Linked DNA regions of Homo sapiens: region 2 is linked to region 1. Evidence: chromatin loops called from intact Hi-C (ENCODE). Cell type or tissue: ovary. All regions are shown on one strand. Links, peaks and the distances in the headings refer to the core of each region. The heading gives the core; the rest is flanking DNA.

What was found. Peaks named below come from ENCODE experiments on the same cell type or tissue, not always from the same donor. Only the 100,000 strongest peaks of a DNase experiment are listed, where the experiment ranks them.
Region 2: it touches region 1 in a loop (9-fold over the local background); 55 of 110 quality-filtered maps call a loop at or near these places.

What each region holds. Positions count from the first base shown.
Region 1 is chr11:121,314,108-121,326,105 of GRCh38, forward strand. No RefSeq gene overlaps it. Among named protein-coding and RNA genes, the nearest start is that of SC5D, 27 kb to the left of the region's middle. In ovary, for the core only: CTCF peaks have their summits at 5,335 and 7,710; a DNase peak (open chromatin) is centred at 7,714.
Region 2 is chr11:121,528,857-121,540,854 of GRCh38, forward strand. It overlaps SORL1 (sortilin related receptor 1), which reads left to right. Exons shown (of 48, transcript NM_003105.6): 12 at 3,608-3,696. Among named protein-coding and RNA genes, the nearest start is that of SORL1-AS1, 82 kb to the left of the region's middle. In ovary, for the core only: a CTCF peak has its summit at 5,471; a DNase peak (open chromatin) is centred at 5,487.

The DNA.
Region 1 (11,998 bases), core at 1,426-9,425:
TCCTTTCTCAATTCTGATACATTATTTTTCAAGAAATTGTTTACTACATTTAAGTAATAAAATTTTTTTGCCATAAAGTTGTAACATTCCCTATTTCCCTTTTAATGCCTATAGGATCAGTAGTTATATTTCCTATCTAATTCCTGATATTGATGATTTGTGTTTGCTCTTTTTCTTGATTAGTCTGAGATGAAATTAATTTTATTGATTTTTTTTTTTTTTTTTTTTTTTTTTTTTTTTTTTGAGACAGGGTCTCACTCTGTCATCCAGGCTGGAGTACAGTGGTTTGACCACAGCTCATTACAGCCTCAACCTCCCGGGCTCAAACAATCCTCCCTCCTCAGCCTCCCAAATAGCTGGGACTACAGGCACGTGCCAGCACACCCAGCTATTTTTGTTTGTTTGTTTGTTTTGTAGAGATGAGTTCTCACTATGTTGCCAGGGTTGGTCTTGAACTCCAGGACTCAAGCAATTCTCCCACCTCAGCCTCCCAAAGTGCTGGGATTACAGGCGTGAGCCACTGCGCCCAGCCCAATATTAATCTTTTAAAGAACCAATTGCTATGGGCTGAATGTGTCCCACAAAATTAGTATGTTAAAACTTAATTGCCAATGTGATAGTATTAAGAGATGTGACATTTAGGAAGTGATTAGATCATGAGAGCTCCGCCCTTGTAAATGAGATTAATGTCCTTATAAAAGAAGCTATAGAGAGCTGACACTCCAGTTTTCCTGTTCCTTCTGCCACATGAAGGCACAGTGTTCATCCCTCAACCCCATCCCCAGGGGATACAGCATTCAAGGTGCCATCTTGGAAGTAGGTACTGGGCCCTTGCTAGACACCCAACCAGCTGGTGCCTTGATCTTGGACTACCCAGCCTTCAGAACTGTGAGGAATAAATTTCTGTTGTTTATAAATAACCCAGTCTCAGCTGTTTTGTTTTAGCAGTACAAGCAGACTAAGACACCAACTTGTGGCTCTGTTGATTTTTCTCTATTGCTTGTCTTCAATTTCATATTTTCTTCATTTTTTTTTTTTTGAGATGGAGTCTCACTCTGTCGCCCAGGCTGGAGTGCAGGGGCGCTATCTTGGCTCACTGAAACCTCCGCCTCCCAGGTTCAAGTGATTTCTCCCACTTCAGCTTCCTGAATAGCTGGGATTACAGGCACGCACCACCATGCCCACCTAATTTTTGTATTTTTAGTAGAGACGGGGTTTCACCATATTTATTGGCCAGGTGGGTCTCGAACTCCTGACTTCAGGCGATCTGTTTGCCTCGGCCTTGAAAGTGCTGGGATTACAGGCGTGAGCCACTGCGCCCAGCCTCAATTTCACTAATTTCTGCTCCTGTATCTTTCTTTCTACTTATTGTGTATTTAAGTTGCCCTTTTTTCCCCTAGCTTCTTAAGATGGAAGCTCAGATCATTTATTTTTTTCTTTATAAATGTAAACATTTAAAGCCACAGCATTTCCTATAAGGACTGCTGCAGCTGTATCCCACAAATTTTGTTATGTTTTCATTATTAGTTCAAAGCATTTTTTATTTCTGATGGGATTTCTTCTTTGACTAGTGGTATGGTGGGCTTGTATTGTGTTACCTTACCTGAGCCAGAGCTCTGTTTCCCAGAATTACTTTTATGCATAGTTACAGGTTAGCATGGCTACAATGGGATGGGGGTATACAGGCTACACGAGACTAAGATTTAGAAGGTGGAAGTGGAGCAGTAGCCATCTTTCTATGCTTGGGAAGACGGAGCGGTCCACAAAAACACTTGCAATCCACCCAAGTGTTGTCACTTCATTGGCCTGAGGCAGCAGCTGCAGCTCCTTTCTGATCCTCCTTCAGCTTCTCCAAATTCCAGGCCTGATATGTGTTTAACTTCATGATGAAGGGCTGCAACCTCTGATGCAGGACAACGCCACCTCAAAGTTGAGGCTTGGAGATGGTGAAAGAATGACCAGCGGGCCAGTCTACCATCCTGAGTTGTCCTGCTCAACCTTCCAAGTTCTGGTTTGTTCTTGCCTCCCCCACCTCACAATCATTATCTTTCCTTCCTGACATCCTGCTCTTCAGACTCCTGATTCCAACACCAGACAGAGGAAAAGTCATCTCACGTAGACCATGTAAGTAGCCTCCACAGTTGCCTGTGGTCAGATCTCTTTCACTGATGGAACACCGATAAAGAATTTGGCACTGAAAGTGGTTCCAGCGATTAGAAACTTACAAATGTGTTCTCTGTTGGTCCTGTGTTATCTGCAATTGGTTTTCTTATATGATTACATTTTAAGTCAATGATCTTGTTTGCAATGGTAAAGGGGGTATTGGAAGTCCACCATGTGCACAAAAACAGCAAAACAGTTACTTAAACTATCACCTATAGATACTTGTAATCATGTGCCAATAGAAGGCAAGGCTTGAGAAGAACAGGTGTTTGCTGCATAGACTGTTTTAGTGGAAATAAGGTGTATGGTAAGTTTCGTTGATTGCTTCTAAGTGTCCTGAGGAACTTGGACAAAGAAAATGATGAGCTTATGACTAAATTCTCAGATTAGGGTCCCATTAAGGAACTCCAAAGCTTCTATTACTGCCCTATAATAAACCCTGAACTCCTATAGTTGTAATGCCGAGATTTCTGAAAGCCACCTCAAAGTTTAATTCTGCCGGCAGAAAATTGAGCCTCCCAAATTTACTGAGTTTTGCATGTTAAAGTTATGTCAATGATTGGGAAGGAGTGAGACTCTGAAAATGAGCTAGGGATATGAAGGTAAATTTCTATGAAACTGGGGAGCTTGAACCTATAAATTCTGTTGAGCCTTCCTTGTCAAGAGAAAATTACGTAGTAGGCAAGGTGTATTGGGGGAGCACTGTTTAGCAGAAAGAAATATGGCATAAAATTAACATGGGTTCAGATACTTGTTCTTATGTTTAGGGATTAAGCATTTCCAATATTGTAAATAGCTGCCATTATTGAATACCTGTTTCATGTAATGTATTTTGCAGAGACGTTTACATGCATTGTTTCATTTAATCTTCCCCCAAAAAACATGGGCAAATTCTTTACATTACAGATGAATACACCTGAGACTGGAAAGGTTAAGGTAATTTGCCCCAAATTACAGAGCAAATTAGAATTTGGCAAAATCAGAATTTGAACTCGGGTCTCAAACTCAGGTCTGTTTCATTTCACAGCCTGTGATTATGCACTGGGGTACACTCCTATAATGTAAAGATGAACTGAAATAATATTTGCAAAGCTGTGGTTGCCACTGTTTTTATTCATTCTAACCCTGGTAACTAAAGCCCTATTTCATATTTTACTTCCCTCAGGTGATGAGGATCTTCAAAATCTGTTCAACTCTCAGTACTCTAAACCTCTTTCCCTAGGTTGAAGCCTGTATAATTCATTTATAGGTAGGGGTGAAGAACTAACATATTAACTCTTCAAGAACATTTTATGGAATCACAAAAGGTTAGACCTATCTAGGATATCAAGGATCATGAGTTTGACCTTTTACTTGCAGAGGAAGAAACAAGTTCAAAGAGAGAAGTTGAATTACTCCTATGAATAGGCTGGAATAATAACTCTGTTGAGAAGGTTAAGAGAAGGACAAAACACTAAAGCAGGTGTTCCCATTCCCCCTAAAGGAACTGTGCTAATGATATCATCCAGGGCAACTTCAATTGTAAACTCTGTTGCAGTGCTGGAGTTGTAAAAAGTAACCCCTTGATGAGTGTGAAATCATCAAGGATTTCACTGGATAGTTATGGATAATCCTTACAAAATTCCATTGTTCTAAGTCCCATCCTACAGGAAATTAAGGAATCTGTTTATCAGACTTCTGAGTGAGGAGCTAGCATGGGAAGTTCCCATTCCCTTAGGGGTGCCAGGCTTCCAGCTACTTGAGTAGCAATTAGAAATTGGGGCCAGACGCAGTGGCTCATGCCTATAATCCCAGCACTTTGGGAGGCCGAGGCGAGTGGATAACCTGAGGTCAGGAGTTCAAGACTAGCCTGACCAACATGGAGAAACCCATCTCTACTAAAAATACAAAATTAGCTGGGCTTGATGGCACATGCCTGTAATCCCAGCTACTCGGGAGGCTGAGGCAGAAGAATCGCTTGAACCCGGGAGGCAGAGGTTGCAGTGAGCTGAGATCACATCATTGCACTCCAGCCTTGGCAACAAGAGCAAAACTCCGTCTCAAAACAAAACAAAAAAGAAAGAAAAAAGAAATTGGGTGTTTTTAGATACGGAAAGGCCTCTGTAAGGGCCCAGCCTTAGAACTTAGGACTAAGAATGGGGACTTAAAGCAGCATGGAAGTGTTTTCTCTCTTCATCTTCCTGTTTTCCTTTCTCAGTCATTCAGTCCTAAAGCCATCAGGTTGGGTCAGGCAAGTAAGACGTCCACATTGTTGATGGCCAAGTGGAGGAGACCCAGCAGGTTGAGGAGGACTTTTGTGCTTTGCACACTGTTTAGTATATACATATTACATTTCAAGATAAGTACAGGTCTAAAATACAGATCTAACTGATCTTTAGAAATAATGAAGGAAGAACTCATGGGGTGCCGTTTCAGATAAGGTGGTCTAGGAAGCCCTCTCAGAAGCTAACATCTGAGCAGAGACTTGAATGAAGAGGAGGAACAGGCCACATGGCATCTGAGAGAAGAGCATTCAGGGCAGATTTTTGGTATGTCTGAGAAGGAACAAAGGGGCTACCTCATAGAAACTTGGAAGGTTATAGAAATGGGAGGAAGATGATAATGAGGACAAAGGTGAGAAATGTCAGGAGGCCAGAAGAGACAAGGTGTGTTCAGGTGTCTTGGGACACAGAAGAGTGAGCAGAGGGGCTGTGAGTGACGGAGAAAGAATGTGAGGTGTAAAAGTTGAAGACAGCACAGCACTGCAAGGTTGGGTAATTCCTGGAAGTAGAGAAATCTTCTGATCTATATCTTATGGTAGTCAGAGCGCCTGATCTTGGTGGTCACTATGTTAACTGCACAGCTAACATCCTCTTCCAGTCTTTGTTCCCCACGTGACAAAGGAAAGGCCAAATTTTCTGTCTCCTCCTTTTCTCATGGAGTGGCATTTCCTATTAGACATTAAATATTTGAATGAATAATTATTGATAACTCTATAAGACACTGTTATTAAAATTATAGTCACTTTGAAAGGCTAGATGAAAAGTAAGTCTAGATTCTTGGGGAATATTCACTGTTATGGACTCTGAAATTGCATCTTTCCGGTGGGCTTTTTCCTCCCCTGTTCTGTTTGTTTTGTTTTGTTGTTTTTCCTGGCTGAGGCTGAGCAGTTTCTAGGATCAGACTGTAGGTGGAGCAGTTATGCTTTTCACCCGTGCTGTAGCAATAAAAGCAGAAGCATCCACATTTCATGTCTAGACAGAGGACGTGCATGGAATCATAAAATCTTCAGACTGGAGGGATCCAGAAAGGTCATCTACTCCCTCCCTTGTCTTTAGAAAATTGTGCTCCTAAACCAGCCTGGTGGTGATGCATCCTCCCTGCCATGTTCCTTTCAACTGCATTTAAAGCTCCACCATCCCATTCCTGGCCATTTATTTTAGGCTCAACACAACAACAAAACACAAAATAACAGACTTCAAATATAATCAAGTATGTGTGTGTACACACATGCCTTCCCCGTGGGACAAAATATCACCCTGGGTACTGCAGGGTCTGGATAGTTCTTTACATTCTGATGCTTTAGTAAATGTTATCTATGGATTCTCGTCAAACATTTTGTTTATCTTAGGTTAAGATTTCCTTGTGTTTTAGGCCCTGATACAGAGGGGGAAAAACACCAGGTAAATATCTTTACAAAAAGGCAGGATTGAAAGTCAGTAGGGCAAGATTTAGATACAACACCTCCATAGGCCCCAGGAAGACCCATGCCCCATGACTTATGTCTCACCCAGAAGGATGTTTATGGAAAGATTTTTCTCAAGTATGTGAAGCTGGTTGCCCTGGAAGTTTTCCTATGAAGGTGTTGTCTGATATCTAATCCTTTTTTTCCCATTCAAAATCACAGTTTGTTTGTTTTCCTTTGGGAAAAACCTAGATATAGGAGCTAATGAGCCCACGTTTAGGGTTTAATAAATATTTTTTAGAGGTTTAAAGGACAATGTTGGCCAGGCATGGTGGCTCACGCCTATAATCCCAGCACTTTGGGAGGCCCAGGTGGGTGGATCACTTGAGGTCAGGAGTTTGAGACCAGCCTGGCCAACATGGTGAAACCCCGTCTCCCTACTAAAAATACAAAAATTAGCTGGGTGTGGTGGCGCATGCCTGTAATCCCAGCTACTTGGGAGGTGGAGGTTGTAGTGAGTCGAGATCATGCCATTGCACTCCAGCCTGGAGGACAGAGTGAAACTCCATCTCAAAAAAAAAAAAAAAAAAAAAGAAAAAGAAAAAAGAAAAAAAAGGACAACGTTTGTGATCATCTATTAATCATAATATTCAAAGCAGGTTTCAGAGTATATGTACAAACTACTCAGCCGGTCTGAAGACAAAACAGCCAGGAGTTGTTTGAATCGGATGTTAGACACCTTTTCAATGAAACTCACACTGCATCCTACACCTGGAGATCAACACAGCTGCCTGGATGTTGCAGCCTTTTCCTCCACAACTTTATGGAAGAACCCAGTTGCTATGAATGAGCAGGCTGGTTTGGAAGCAGCAGTTGATAAGCAAATGGGAGACTACCCAAGGGCGACCCTCCTGAAGGGATGTGAAAATTCTCAAAACATGAATCCTCAGATAATGTTATTATCATTTAGGTACATTCTTTCAACAAATAATTTTGATTACCTGGTGTGTATCAGGTGTTGTGCTAGAAGGTAGGATAAAGCAGTAAATAGTTAAGAAGGAATATCAATAAAGTATAGTGGAAATTTGGATAGGAAATCTATGGACGTGCTACGAGATAGTAAGTTAGCAGGAGGTAACATACCCTAGGGAAAATTCTCCCAAAAGGATGCAACGCTTAACCAGAGGTCTGAAGGTGACAGGCAGGAAGGCCAGTAGAAGAGGGTTCTGGGTAGAAATAATTGGTTGAAGGAAGGTTAAGAGTGGGAAGAGCATGGACCATTCAAGACACTGAAGGAGGTCCAGCATGACTGGAATGTAGAATTCTAGAAGACTGGAAAGAGATAGAGGCTGGACAGCAAGGTGAGCCAGATCCTGGAAGGCTTTGTTGTTCCTGCAAAGAGAGTTGGTTTTATCATAAACGCAATGGGAAGACACTGAAAAGGATATTCTGTGAGGTGATGGAATCAGGTTTGTACATGAGAAGTATCACACTGACTGCCGTGTGAATGGATGGGTGCCAGGGGGATACAGATTTGGGAATTAGCCGGTATAGATGTGAATAAAAGCCAGAAGACATGGCCCAGAGAGTGTGTGCCGAGTGAGAAAAGGGACAAAGATGGAATCCTAAGGAATATGGAAAAGTCAAGGAGAAGAAGAGCAAGTAATAAACTGAGAAGGAGCCAGAGAAATGAGACTAACCAGGAGAAGGTTGCTTTGCAGGAACCAAGGGGGAGACTGTTTCCAGAAGAAGGAAACTGTCAGTGGTGACAAATGTCACCGAGAAGTCAAGGAAACTAAGGACTGAGGAGCATCTCATGCATTTAACACAGGGAGGCGATGGGTAAGCTTGATAAAACCAGCTTCGGTAGAGTGGTGGCAGCAGAGGCCAGACTACAGTGAAGAAATACGATGACTGGTTGGGGAGGGATGGAGATGGCTCTTCTGGAAGTACAGTTCCAAATGTGGGGACAGATAGAGCCAATAGTCGATAAAAGGGGATTGGGTGAAGGTGGGAGGTGTTATATAAATACGAGAAATTTGGGGGATATTTAAGTACTGAGGGAAGTGGCAAGTTGAGTGGGAGAATGGAAGAAGTCTCAGATGAAGGTTATCAAGAAGGCTGGAGAGGCTGTGATTCAGAGCACACAGAGCAGTGGCTTTGGCTGGGAAGAGGGATGGGCTTCTGCATTTCTGTGCATTTCTGGGTTCAGTGGCAATGGTTTGAGAGTGTTCCTGTCTGGCAACTCTCATTCTCTCTGTGAGGATAAAAGGTACTACGGACTACATTTTTCTACATACCCATTGCAAAAGTTTAAAATCCTTCTCAAAGAGGAAGGTTGTTTTTTTTTTGTTTTTGTTTTTTGTTGTTGTTATTGTTGTTTGTGTTTTTTTGAGGTGGAGTTTCGCTCTTGTTGCCCAGGCTGGAGTGCAGTGGCAAGATCTTGGCTCACTGCAACCTTTGCGTCCCAGGTTCAAGTGATTCTCCTGCCTCAGTCTCCCGAGTAGCTGGGATTATAGGTGCCCGCCACCATGCCTGGCTAATATTTTGTATTTTTAGTAGAGATGGGGTTTCGCCATATTGGCCAGACTGGTCTCAAACTTCTGACCTCAGATGATCCACCCACCTCGGCCTCCCAAAGTGCTGGGATTACAGGCATGAGCCACCGCACCCGGCCCAAAGAGAAAGTTTTTAAAAAGTATTCATGAAATTGGGAGAAGGATAGAGAATTCCTGAAGTGTGTTTCAAAAAAACAAATTTAGGCAAAAGTAATTGATGGCCAAGACACTTATGAAAGTAGACACTCACCGTGCAAATTCTGCCTACAGCAATCGATGGTGGGTGCACTAAAGATATGAATTCAAACAAAAACTGTGTATCTTACTCTAATAAACATTTATGATCAAGTCTAATGGTTAGGTGAATGACAACAATTCACCTTCCATATCCAGATTTAATGTTTTTCATCTGAGCAGTTGAATGAATACATAACCACTAATTGCAGTAGAATTATATGAAAATCAGGTAGTTTAATAAACTCTATGGATCTGAACAATAATTAACACAATAACCTGAATTTAATTAGATGCTCATATTAAATGCTGGCAATAAGCAAGTGCTGTCTTTGATGTCCACTTTAAGTGCATACTAAATATCACAGCATGGTCCAGTAAAAATAGACACAAATAGAGTCAATGATGTTTGAAGAAATGAGACAGAATAAATAAATCATACTCATATTCATGCCACCCTGGCGGTGGGGTGGGCACAGGAAAGCTTGTCATTTCCTTGTCTCAAAGTCATTATGCGGAAGCCAATGTTTCGAACTACAAAGAGTTAATCCTCCTCACTGAAGCCATCTTTTTTGTAGTGTTTTTGACAGGAGGGAGCCCTTGTCCTCTAGAAAAGGACCCGTAGAGCATTAGGAAGGCTCCTCAGCAGCAGGAACCAATGTTCTCTTTGTTATAACTCAAGCTGCAATTTTCTCTCTTTCCAGCAGAGAGAGAAAAATGGGAATGTGCTGCCTAGCATTCTACAGAAAAATCCCCCAAGTAATCATTCCAACACTCCTTCCTATATGGGCTCCTTGCGTATCTTCTCTGCAACATTTCCTTCTTATTAATTTTCCTCTATAGCAAAGTTAGGCGTTAACTTGAAACCCACAGGTGTGTAAGGAGCCCACAAGCTCCCCTGCTCCATTGTTTTTTAAAATAGTATTCAAATTCATATATTTGTTTATTTCCATATTTGTTTATTTTAAACTGACCTGTTGAGGTGTAATTGATTTACAAAAAATGGAACATGTACTATTTGATGAGTTCGGACAAATGCATACACCATGAAACCATCACAACCGTCAAGGTAATAGACATATTCATCACCTCCAAAAGTTTCTTTGTGTTTCTGTTTTGTTTTTTCTTTTGGTGCAATTCTAAATGAATTACAGCAACTTCAGATTTGGTGCGGCAGTCTCAGAAGCCATACTCACATGAGTTCTGTTCCAGGACTGTCAGAAACCAACACCAGCCCCATGTCCCTTCATCTTAATGGGGTAAGTTGTTCACAACATCAGGGAGGAAACAAAGATCTACTCTTTTCCTGAAGATCACCACCCTGGTTCCTCAGGAACTGTGGGGACCTTGAATCTCATAGGCCAATATTGGCTATCCTGGGGTCTGAGATATCTTGACCAGTCCCATCATCCTTCCTGACTCTATTTTAGGCCAAGACCCAAAGGCTATACAGCCAATATTGGATATTGGTGGAAGGGCCAGGAGTGACCACCAAGGAAGCCACACTCTTACACTTTCTTCCTCCCTCATTATCTCGTGAAAATCCCACTAACTACATTCTTCTTTCTGAGAGACTTTTTTTTAAATCATCCCTGCCTGCTCCTGTTACTTCATTCTCCTTTTTTTTTTTTTTTTTTTTTTTTTTTTTTTTTTTTTTTTTTTTTTTTTGAGATAGGATCTTGCTCTGTCACCCAGGCTGGAGTGCAGTGGTGCAATCACAGCTCATTGCAGCCTTGACCACCTGGGCTCAAGTGATCCTCCCTCCTCAGCCTCCTGAGTAACTGGGACCACAGGTGCAGGCCATCATGTGTGGCTAGCCTCATTCTTCTTGACCTTCATGTATTTAATTACTCAGAAATGTCAGGCTTGTTCTTGTTGGTGCATGTGAGGGATGTTTTGTATGTGTTTTGATGCTGTATTCCAAGCAAAGATCACTGCCTGTGTGCTCTCTACTTCTTTGCTAGATGCCCATTCCTGTCTCTGTGTAGTGCAACCTCAGACCATGCTGCTCACGATTGGACTGTTTATTGTAATAAGATTTAAGCATGTGAGTTTTGGCATTGGATGGATCTGGCCTTGGATCTTGCCTCTTGCCACTAGCTAAGTCTGAAAACTTGGTCCTCGTTTTCATCATTAGTAAAATGAGAATGTAATGCCAAGTATTAATGTAATGCTCTCAGTCCAGCAGTTAGTGAGAGTCTGAGATTTGATCTTTACCTATAACAGTTTTATAAGGAAGTAGACCATGATGGTTTTTGCCCTGTGCTGTACAAGATATTGCCTTCATGGATACTAAGAGCCCAAGGTGAAAGGCATTTTCATTTCTCTTTTAAATGGCAAAAGGAACCCCATTCCCAACTACCTAAATGGAGATGAGCCTTAAATCAAACTGTATTTACTTGAGTTAGTACATTTTGACAATCTTATTCCTAGTCTTGAATAACCTGAGGTCAGGTGCCACCCATCTTCAGTTAAATCAGTTGCATGAATCTTCGTAGATAGATCTAAACACAGCGAAGAAAGGACTAGTGCTCTAGGCATTTGTATTTTCCATAAGAGTGTCATGAATCAAAAGGAAATAGTGAACTTTCACTCTTCTCATTTAACCAATATTCATTAAGCTTCAACTAGGACTAGGTGACAGCCGCTGCGCTAGGTGCTGGGACTGTTGTGAGAGATGAGACGGACCTGAGATCTGCCCTCGTGGGGCTTAGAGTCAAGCAGGGAGAACCTATTCACAAGAAAATGAACAAATTACATAAACTGATGTGGGCCATGAAACGAACTGCACACTGCAAGCCAGAAGAGTGATGAGGGAACTGGCTGCAGATAGTGTGGTCAGGAAAGGCCTCCCTTAAGGGGGGATTTGAACCCAGAACCTAGAGGATAAGAAGCTGACAAACCAAGGGAAGAAGGAGGGAGACATTGTTTCCTGGAGAGGAAACTATGGCTGAGAGGGTTGGAGGTTGGAAAGGCCTGAGAGCTGAAGGAATACTAGAGGAACAGAGCTACCAGAGCTGGTGGGGAATGGGAGTGGCACTTCCTAAGAAACGAGATCCTGTTTCTCCTATTGCCCCCTCGAGTATTTCAGGAACCCATTCAAAAATGCTCTTAGAAAGCACTTACCTACATGTTTAACAATTTAGAAATTGATAGGTTATTAAAGCAAATTGGGAGTTTCAACAGAGCATAGCAGTTTAGGAGGGACATTTCAGATTTGGTAGCCTAAACTGGTAACTGGAACTGCACTAATTCTTTTTAAAATGCCCATCACCACCCTTCAGTATAGAAGACTGCTACACCTCAGATCCCTCTGTGTTAGGAATCATCTGGACACTCAGCAGCTAGGGGCACCTTTAACATAGAACAGGTTTTCTCT
Region 2 (11,998 bases), core at 2,328-10,327, 220 kb after region 1:
GTTCTGTAGATATTATTTATATGAAGGTGGTTGATAATGTTGTTCAGATCTTTTGTGTTCATATTGATTTTTGGGGGTTCTAGTTCTCTAAATTCCTAAGAGAGGAATGGTAAGATCTCCTACTATGATTCTGAAATTGCCTCTTGCTCCTTTAAATTCTATCAATTTTTGCTTTATTTTGGTATGCATTTTGAGTCTCTGTTGTTAAGTGTATTCACATTTATAATAATATTTTCTCATGAATTGTCCCTTTTATCATTATGAACTATCTCTCTTTATCTATTGTAATGCCATGTGTCTTAAAATCTATTTTATCTGATATTAAAATAGTTACTGTAGCCTTCTTCTGTTTACTATTTGGATATTACATCTTTTTTTGAGTTGGTGTCTTACTCTGTCACCCAGGCTGGAGTGCAATGGTATGATCTCGGCTCACTGAGACCTCGACCTCCTGGGTTCAAGTGATTCTCCTGCCTCAGCCTCCCGAGTAGCTGGGATTTCAGGCGCTCACCACCACACCCGGCTAATTTTTGTATTTCTAATAGAGACGGGGTTTCGCCATGTTGGTTAGGTTGGTCTTGAACTCCTGACCTCAAGTGATCCACCCACCTTGGCCTCCCAAAGTGCTGGGGTTACAGGTGTGAGATACCACGCCCAGCCCTGGATAGTACATCTTTTAACATCCATTCGCTTTCAACCTATATATGTCTTTATATTTAAAGTGTTTTTTTTTTCTCTTTTTTGAAGTTGGGTCTTGTGTGTTGTCCAGGCTGGTCTTAAACTCCTGGGTTCAAGTGATCCTGCCAAATAGTTGGACTTAAAGGCACATGCCACCATGCCCAGTTCTTTGAAGTGTTTCTTCTAGACAACATATAGTAGGGTCTTGCTTTTTTACTCATTCTGCCAAGCTCTGCTTTTTAACTGAAATGCTTAGGCCATTAACATTTAATATAATTATTGATGTATTTGAATTTAGGCCTAATATTTCATTTATTTTCTTTTCATTTCTCCTATTTATTATTCCTCTGTTCCTTCTGTCCTCTCTCCTTTTGTATTATCTAGATACATTAAGTATTCTACTTTTATTTAGATTTTTTGGGGGGCTTATCTATGTGTATTTCTAGTGACTTCTCTAAGGATTACAACATACATATCTAATCTTTTATAGTCTTCTTTGAGTTGATAATTGCACTTAACGTAAAATTTAGAACCCTTTCAACCATACAAGTCCCTTTTCTCCTCCCCCACCTATATGTTATTTTCATATTTATCACATCAACACACATTACAAAACCCACAAAGCAGTGTTTGTTTTTGCTTCAAATTATCATATGAATTTCAAAGAACTTAAATATTTACCCAGATATTTACCATTTCTCTTGCTTGCTCTTCGTTCTGGAAAAATCTCTGTTTACCCATGGGAAATTTCCCTATAGCCTAAAGAAATTCCTATAGCATTTCCTGTAGCGAGATCTGTTGGCTGTGAATTCTCTTGTTTTTCCCTCTTTTGAAATTTCTGTTTTATTTACCTTCATTCCTGAAGGATATGTTTATTGGATAGAGAATTCTGGGTTGACAGTAATTTTCTTCCAGTACTTTAAAGATGTCTACTGTTTTCTTGTTTCCGTGGGTTCTGATGAGAAACCTCTCTTCACTTTAGCTATCATTCTCCTGTGTGTAACATGCCATTTTTCTCTAGATGCTTTGGAGATTTTTTTTTCATTGGTTTTCAGCAGTTTTGGTATGATGTGTCTAGGAGGGCTTTTCTTTGAGTTTATTCTCTATGTAGATGCTGATTTTGAATCTATATTTATATCTTTCAACAAATTTGGGAAATTTTCAGCCATTATTTCTTCAAATATTTTTTTTCTGCTCCCATCCCTTTCTCCTGTTCTTCTCGGACTCCAGTTACATATTAGACCTACTGTTATTGTTCCTTGTGTCCTTGGCAATCTTTCTTTCTTTGAAATCCTTTTTCCCCTGTATGTTCTCTAGAACACACAGATAGATCTGTAATTTCTACAGATCTATATTTATTTTGAAGTTCACTAATTCCTTTGTCATTGCTTTTCTGATGTTGAGCCCATCAGTAAATTTCTTATTTCGGACATTATATTTTTCTGTTATAAAATTTGTTTGGTTTCTTTTTAAAAATTGTTTCCACTTCTCTGGGAGAATTCTTTTCTCTCATTCATTTCACGTGTATTTTTCTTTCCCTCATGGGACATGGTTATAATAGCTATTTTAAAATTCCAGCCAGGTATGGTGGCTCATGCCTATAATCCCAGCACTTTGGGAGGCCGAGGCAGGTGGAAGCACTTGAGGTCAGGAGCTCGAGACCAGCCTGACCAACATGGTGAAACCCTGTCTGTACTAAAATTATAAAAATGAGCTGGGCGTGGTGGTGCATGCCTGTAATCCCAGCTACTTGGGAGGTTGAAGCAGGAGAATCACTTGAACCCAGGAGGCAGAGGTTGCAGTGAGCTGAGATTGCACCACTGCACTCCAGCCTGGGCAACAGAGTGAGAATTTGTCTCAAAAAATAAAAAATTAAAAAAATATTCCAATATATGGGTCACTTGGGATTGGCACCTTTTGACTATCTTTTCCTTTGAGAATTGGACACATCTTATGGATATGTTTGTATGCTGTATGTTAAGTAATTTTGGTTTGTATTCTGCACATATGAATGAAATTCATGAAATTAAGCCTTCTGGAGGATATTGATATTTTTGTCTCAGCATGTAATCAGCCTGTTTAGGTTCTGACCCTGAGTTCTGTCTTGCTTTCTGTAGGTGGTAGTTTAACTCTCAGTTCAGTATGCTAAGCCTTTGTTACACTGGTTTGTGTCTGTTTCATGCACGTACACTTCAGGGGTTAGGCTGCGACTTGCGTAAGTTCATATACAAAATTAGGGGATTTACTTTTTTGACACTCTCTGCTATGGGATTCCATCCACACTTTACCTACCCTATAGGGGCTCCTTTCTCTGGTTCCTTTGGGGGAAATAATATCTATTGCAGTTTTAGCTGTGACTGAGACTGAGGTGCACCCCATGACTGGGACTTTTCCTTCGGGCAAAGCTTTACCAGGATATTCATGACTTGTGTGTGTAGCTTCTCTAGGTTTTAAATCTCCACAAGCGGCTTGCTTTCGTTTACTTTTCAGCATCCACTGGTAGTTGTTTTTTGTCCAGAGTTTTCAGCTGTAATTAGCAGGAAGGATGGGCTATAGAGGGCTAATACTGTCATAGTAGAACTGAAACCCCAGTTACTTAATTTTTAATCAAGGGTTGGTGGGAGTCATAGATTTGGATTTGAGTCCTACCTCTGCTGTTCACAGTCTACCATTTTAATATTAAGCCCGTGTTTCTTCATTTGGGAAAAAAATTGAGATACTAGAACTTGCTCCACCTGTCCCTAGGATTGTGTGGAACAGATGAGATAATGGATGTCAATGTCTTCTGTAAACGGAAAAATTGTTTTCAAGTGGTTGTCATTGCTGTTATGTCTATGTGCACGTGTGTGCATGCCTGTGGGCATGTGTACATGGTTTCTGCACAATTACCTCCACAGCAGTGGTGTCACCATGGATTTTTCCTCTTCAGGCACTTCCTGGACCTCACTACTACACATGGGGAGACCACGGCGGAATCATCACGGCCATTGCCCAGGGCATGGAAACCAACGAGCTAAAGTAAGTGTCTCTGATGAGGCCTTTTAACATCAAACTTTCTCCCAGAAATTTACGTCTGTGATTATAATTGGATTATCTCTCTATAGCACTATGTTGTTGACAGCACAATTTGTGATCTCTGGATATGAGTTAAACTTTTTTTTTTTTTTTTGAGATGGAGTCTTGCTCTCTCCCCCAGGCAGGAATACAATGGTGCGATCTCAGCTCACTGCAACCTCCACCTCCTGGGTTGAAGCGATTCTCCTGCCTCAGCCTCCTGAGTCTGGGATTACAGGCACCTGCCACCACGTCCGGCTAATTTTTGTAATTTTAGTAGAGACACGGTTTTACCATGTTGATCAGGCTAGTCTCGAACCCCTGACCTCAGGTGATCCACCTGCTTCGGCCTCCCAAAATGCTTGGATTACAGGTGTGAGCCACTGTGCCCACCCCGATTTAAACTCTTTATCTCCCAAATGGGAATATAAGAACCTGTCCTTTCTATCACAAAGGGAGATTGTGAGCAAGAGGGCAATTAATAATAATGGCCAAATAATTAAGTGGAGGCTCTTTAATTTGTCCTTCTTTGCTTTGTGTCTTTATTACATAGAAAGACTAATAATAAATAGCAATAATAATAATAATAATACATCAGTAACAATTACAGAATGCATACAACTTGATAGCCATTGACTTTTGGTGCGTTAGGTTGGTGGGGGGTCTCATGGAGCTGGAAGGGGTGTTTAGGGTTAACTGCATCATTTCACAGATGAGAAAACAGGCTCAGCAAGGCAAAGTAACTTGCCCAGGGTCATTCCCTTTGTTAGTGACAGAGACAGGATTAGCACTTGGGTTTTTCGATTGCGTCCTACATTCTTTGCAATATATTGTTCTGAAAAGCAAAACTGTCAAGAGTTTGTAACCTCTACACCCTTATGTTCTGATTTTATCAGAACCAGTCCTCTGATTACCTTTGGCTCGTTTCTGAATGGTTCATGTTAGGTCAAGTTCATGCTGGACCACACTTCTCCCTGTTTTTGAGCTGAACCCATTAGATGGATTGGTGAAGGATCTGGAGAGGGCTTCTGTAACTCTCTTGTTTATTGCAAGGACAAAGCTTTCTTTTTCTTTGCTCCTTTTAGAAACGGGGCCAGCAGTAAGTGAGAGGTGGGTGGTTTGGAAAAAGAGATCTTAGCAGCTGTTTTTTTTTCCCTGTGGTTAATTTGACATGTGCTGAGCAGCCTGGCCTCAGAGAAGGAGAGAGAAGCAAAGTACTGGTGTTTGGCATTCCACCTGGCTGTTCTCTGTTCTGTGTAGCACTGGTTAGCTATTTCTTTAGAGGTGATACTCCGAAGAGGTCCTGTTTGTGTGCAACACTCTGTATTCATATTCAGATTGGTGTTTGCTCAGACAACGACCATCACAGAGCACAGTACTTCCCACATTTGTGCTATCATTTATATACCCATTAATTTAATTTTCATTTCACATGTTCACCAAGCACCGATTGTGCCAGATGCTGTGTATCTGTAGATGAATAGGATGCCTGCCACCCTGTAGTTGAAAGGTGGGCGACGAAACAATTGTAGTGTTTGGTATACTGCTATGTGTGTAATACGCACGTAGGGGACATAGTTTGGCTTCCTAGGAATACATTTCATTCTTTGTATGGCTTTCAGATTTCAGAGTCAGTTCTCGATTTGCCTTGTTTAACTTCTCTGAAAATTAAATTTGCATTCCAAACTGGCTCCTCTGAAGGAGTTAGTGTGATTCTAGTCCTCTTACACCATCTGTCGGTGCATATGTGCTCAGGGAACGCAGCGTCATTCTGCACGAGCTGGAGCAAAACATGATCAGGAAAATAAACTTGCTGCCAGAAAATCATAAAGCCTTCCCCAGACATTTTGAAATGACTTGGGGGTTGTAGACTTTGGGGGATTATGGTCACTGTAGCATTCCTCTATTTGTATAGGTTTCATTTGGAGGTGTCTGTTTGAATAGTTCAAATAAAGCATTTGAAAATACGAAAATACATACAAGCCTCCTATTGACAGGTGCATGTGTCCCACATAACAACCTGAGCTTGGCCTAAATCTGTGTAGCCACCTGGCATTTACTCAGTGTGTTGTTCACAGAGGTATTTTGCTTCTTCCCCTGCTGCTCTGAAAAGCAAGAAATAATATTCAAGTTAGTTGATATTCTCAGACTACAATGGTGATTTACTGTGACACCCATGCACAAGGACAGGTGGCTTCTGACAAGACTGGATATCTGTTGCTGGGCTAGGGCCTCAGGCCCCTTCTAAGTTTGGCCTCCCCAGTCACAGAGATCTCTTTTCCTTTATGACTCGTAGCATGTATAGGCTGTCCCATTCATTTGGCATTGATCATATTCTGACTCCTTATGTTAGTTACCTTTACATGATGCGCCTGAATTCTGCAACTCGTTAGTAAGGTCTTTGTAGGTAAATATTTCTGCTCGATGTAGGTTACCAGGCACTTAGCAAATATTTGATTGAAATAGGTCATGCATACTTAATCATCCAAGATTGCTTATGGTTTTTTTTTTTTTAACTGATTTATAAAACTAGAGGAGACCGAGCTAGTGTGCCAATTGCACAGCTCCAAGGGGACCACTGCCACTGTGCTCCATGTCAATGACAACCCCTAGAGCACAGATGTGAGTGGAGGCTCCCTGGATGTGTGCAACCCGGTAGTACCCAAGAGACACCAGAGATGACCTAATCTACTTTCCTTAGTTTTCACATGAGGGAATAAGAGATTAGTCAGGAGTTAATGCCCACACTGGAACTTGAGCATATTTCTGTTAGGAATCATTTCAGGTCCATTACACAGACAACTGTCGAACATCTACAATGAAGCGGATGCTGTGCTGGATACCAAGGATGCAAAGGCAAGTGGGGCACTGATCGGGAGCTGCCTGTGCCCACTGTGGCTCTGTGATGTTTCTGAGCCAGATGCAGAGAGAGAGGCTGGGAGGAGGGGGTTGTTTGAAAGAGGGCTTTCTGCTCTGATTTTACTCATCTTTAGGGAGGGAAGCCAAGTAAAGTAGCATTAGTAACTCAAATAGGTTGTAGTGGGGACAGCAATTGAAGCATTGCTCAAAGTAAACATTAGGGTTTTTTTTTTTTTTGGTCGATGTTCTTTTAAGTTATGCATGTCTTTCTCTCCCTGATTAGCACAGATATCTAGGAGTTGACTGTTATTTGTTTCAGCTTCTGCCTTGAGTCTCCTCTGAGACTGTTACCTTTGTTATTGTTAATTGAAATTGAGAGCAAGAAGTGGAACACTTTGTTTTGCTCTTGTGTCTACATGTCTGAAATGGGTAAATAAGAACCTGCACTGGGGATCCACTTATTCGTTCATTCAGCCCGCTGCTCCTGTGAACCTGCTCACGGGAGGCATAGGAGCAGTGGCTTTTTCGTCAGAGAAGGGGCTGTTGCATTTTTGCACCCTGACCGAAGAAGATTCAAACACGTTTGTCAGCTTGATCACGGAAGAGAAGATCAATTTCTGTTTCTTCGCTGCGGTTTGCTTGTCAGCATGATGATATTTTTCGTAGTCAGTAATAATATTTTGAACTTGCCCCAAAGCATCTTTTTTTTCTAAGACATCCAATTTCATAGGGGCTTCTCTCTGGAAATCCTGAAAAGCCCCTGAAAAGACTCCACGCAGCAGAGCAGCTGTCTTTTCTGGACCTGGGCTCTGGAAGCAGCCCCACAGTTCCAGAATGTGGGAGGCAGTGGTTAATGTCTTCACTTGCTTGCAGCGCCTCTCAATGGTACAGTTGTCGGGAGAGCCACCCCTACTTTATCCTAACCCCTGTGGTTTTTCTGCCCCTTGAGGTATAGAGAAGCAGGTGTTCTTATCACTGTGTTTTTTTTTTTTTTTTTTTCTGGAGTTCAGTGGTGCGATCTCGGCTCACTGCAACCTCCTCTTCCCAGACTCAAGCGGTCCTCCCATCTCAGCCTCCCAGTAGCTGGGACCACGGGCAGGAGCCACCATGCCTGGCTAATTTTTATATCTTTTTTTTTTTTTGGTAGAGACAGGTTTCGCCATGTTGCCCAGGTTGTTCTCATTTGAACTCCTGAGTTCAAAGTGATCCACCTGCCTTCCTAAGTGTTGGGATTACAGGTGTCAGCCACCAAGCTTGGTCTTTATCACCTTTTAACTGTTAAGAAACCGAGAAACGGAGTTGCAGTGCAGTTTCTTTAACTTCCTTCAACAAGCGTTTATGAATAATGCCCTTTCTGTGTGCTAGGAAAGATTCGAGGTGCCAGGGGCAGAAAAGTAAGAGGTCTTATTCCTGATGAACGGCAATCCAGTAGAAAACACTCGCAAAATCAAGTCACTGAAATACAGTGAGGTATAAGATTATGGAGAGCGCTGGGTGCGGTGGGAGCCAGAATGAGGGCCAGGTGATGCTATCTGGGGGACAAAGGAGGACTTCTGAGAGAGGAAACCCCAGCTGAACCTAAAAGGATACAAAGCAAGGTCGGAATGCTTTTCCAGGTCTAGAGAGACCTTGAGCAAGGGCCAAAGCATGATCAGTGGGGAATGTGCACGGCTCTTGAGTATTAATAGAATGCAAATTTCCAGGTGGGAAGTAGTGAGAAACGAGGCTGGAGGAAGGTATCTATGTAGAGGCCAGGTCCTGGGGGACCTCACCTGTGCCTTACTAAAGAGATTAAAGTTTGCTTTGAGGTGATAGGGTCCCTTTGAAGGATTTTAGTAGGGGAATGACATGGCTAGACTTGCATTATAGAATGATGGATCTGGCAGAATGGAGAGGATGGATTCAGTGGAGAGAGACTGGAGGTGAGAGCTGATGCTGGGGTGTGTTTGAGGACTAAGTCTGCAGGGCATGGTTTCTGATTCACCTGGGATGATGGGAGAAGTGATTATACCGCTCATAGAAAGGCAGAGGTAAAGGAGTAGGCTTGCAGGGCTGTATATTAAATGCAGACATGGACAGGTTGAATTGAAGCCTCTGTTGTGGGTCCAAGGGGCGATGTCCAGCAGGAATCTGGACATATTACAATATCTGGTGCAGCCTTCCGCCACCCTTTGCAAGAATTTTCTCCGTGCCATCTGTGATAGACAATCTTTTGTTCTATACTTGAACATTTCTATTAATGGGGAATTTGCCATATCAAAAGGTGCTTCCATTTTACTTTGGGACAGTTTGCTGTTCATTTGTTCACTAATTCATTTGTGAATTAAAGTTCTCTGGTAAGGGAGAGCCCAGATTCTCCTCCCTCCAGCTTCTATTCGTGGACTTTGTTCTGCTCCCTGGAGATGCACAGTAGATACTTCCTTTTGCATGAAAGCCTTTCAAGTATTTAAGGACCCTGTCATGTTCTCCTGAGTGTCTGCCATTTCATGATGAATATCCTCGGTTCCTTTCCTCATATTCTATAGATCCTCAATCTCTATCTTCTAGGTTCTCCCTTAGGTCTGCCTCACGATGTCAGTGCCTTAAAATGTGGTACCTGGATCTGGCCCCAATAGCCTGAAACATGCAGAAGATGTTGAGATTTTGTCTTCATGATTCTGAACACTCTGTATCTATTAATAAAAACCTCTGACAGTGTTTCCATTTTTAACAGCCATCTCAAACTGGTGGCTCCTATTTTTTTTTTTTTGAGAGGAGGTATCATTTGCATACCACAGGATGCTCAGATATTGACTACACCATTTAATCAGTTCTGAAGGGTGCATGTCAAGATGTAGAGTATTTCCATCAGTCCAGAAAATACTCACGTGCCCCTTTCCAGTCAGTGCTCTCCACCCCCAAACCCCTGCCCCAATTACAGGCAACCACTGGTATGTTTATCACTGTAGCTGCCTATTCCAGAATTTCATGTTTGTATGTTTTGTATTTGGCTTCTTTTACTCAGCATAATGATTTTGAGATTTATCAATCTTTTAACTGGTATCAGTAGGCTGAGTTCACTTTAACTAAAATACCTGAGATCCTTCTTTCTTATGGATCTTATTATACAATCAATCAATCAACAGGACGGATGTTCCCCGTCCTGTATTTGAGCAAACAGGTTTTTGAAACTACATGTGGAGCTTTATTTTTATTTTTGCTTATTTTTTTTTGGTTTGAATTGTATTTTTGGCATTTATTTATTTTTTTGAGACAGAGTCTCACTCTGTCGCTTAGGCTGGAGCACAGTGGTGCCATCTTGGCTCACTGCAACCTCCGCCTCCCAGGTTCAAGCGATTCTCCTGCCTCAGCCTCCCGAGTAGCTGGGATTACAGGCATGCACCACCACGCCCAGCTAATTTTTATATTTTTAGTAGAGGCGGGGTTTCACCTTGTTGGTCAGGCTGGTCTCGATTTCTTGACCTTGTGACCCGCCCGCCTCAGCCTCCCAAAGTGCTGGGATTACAGGCGTGAGCCTCTGTGCCTGGCCCCGGCATTTATTATATTATTTATACAATTAGCCTTTTACCCTTTGCAAATTTGGCAGATTCGCCTTCCAGATCCCTATCCAGATCATTGACAGATGTGTTGAGCTCTGTGAGAACTAGAAGTCTTATCTTGGGTTGAGATCAAACCATACGTCAGCACTCTTGGGATGTGCTTATTTTACCATCAGTGAATTTTATCTGACTGCGTGGTCCACAAAGATCTTCATGAAAAAAAGAATGTTCTGTGTCATTGTCCTGTTTTTCAAATCAAGAATTACCACGAGGAAAGGAAATGGAGTTAGTCTGTTGTGACTTGTGTGTGAAACCATTTGGGTTCTTAGCCTTGACCTCCTTTTCGTCTGAGTGCTCTCAAATAAACTGTTTCATAATCCATTCTTGAAACCACCTTTTCTTCATTAAGGAAATAAAAGTATTTTCCCTATTCTAGTTTTTGAGATCTTTGTTCTTCATAATTCTCCTAGAGATTATTGAAAAGGATGCTATAATCATCCTATCTTTAAGTCTTTCAGTTCCTTAGAATTTATTTTGTACTGATTTTCCTTTAACTTAAATGGTTTTTCTTGTCCAATTTGAAGATTATTTTCCTTGATAAAGATAAAAGCAAAATAGAATTTTTTTTCTATTTTTTTTAGACCCAGCTTTACTACTATGTTGTTATTCAAAGATTTTTTTCTTTTTTTTTACTAACGAAGTCTTTATTTCTTTTGTTTTCAGCTTTCCAATCAGCCAGAAAACATAAAGTATTTTCAATTCAAAGTTCTAGTAAAGATAGGAAGAACTGGGTGATGGTTTTCATAAATGAATGAATGAATGAACGAATGGATGAATGTGTATCAAGTGCTCTGTTTTTTTAAATTGATACATATGATTATGTCTGCTATTATTTATTCTATTGGCCATCAGAGCAATGATCCTATTCCTTTCTAATTCTTTATAGAACTTGCCAGATAACCAATCCACTGACCCACCAGTCTGCCAATTATTTTGGTAATTTGAAACATAAACCTTGATTCATTTTGAACTTATCTTGCTACTATTCCAACAGACTACTGGCTATGAGAATTACAGCTGGAATTAGCTAGCAGTAACTGAATTTGTTGCTCTTGGTTATATGACCTTTTTTCCCATCTTGAATATGTTCTTTAGAAACCTGAACTCATCAGGAACTTTTCTGGGTAGCTGCCTGCTAGAGTCCTAAGTTGGGTATCTACCACACTTCTTCCTTTTAGAGTATCTGTGGTTATATTATGTTTTATTATTATATTATCTGACCTTCCCATCTTCTTGAGAGTTTTTGGCCCTGGGATTATGTCTATATTTTTATCTGAACAGTTTGATTTCTTCATTCCTAAAGGCTAGTGCCCTATATCCTCTTTCATAACTTAAGAATGCAAAGATGGGCCAGACGCGGTGGCTCACGCCTGTAATCCCAGCACTCTGGGAGGCTGAGGTGGGTGGATCATTTGATGTCAGGAGTTTGAGACCAGCCTGGCCAACAAGGTGAAATCCTATCTCTACTAAAAATACAAAAAAAAAAAAAAGAATGCAAAGATGACTTTGTTTCTTCACAAGGTTCTTGTCACTTACTTTTACCAATACAAGTTCTCCTTTGGGGGTCAGAATTCAGTCCAAAATGCGTGTTCTCTTAACTGTTGCTGTTGATAAGACAAGAGCCTTTTCCCCAAAATTCTGAAGAGCACCATTTTCTAAATGAGCAGTGTATTTTCAGATACAAGCTATGCTTGGTCATGTACCTGCTTGTTATTTCATTAATGAGTTATTGTCAGAGTCCTCTGGGAACTCTCAAGAAATGGGGTGATTCATTTCCTGAGGTTATGTTGGGTTCGAGGAGCTCTTAA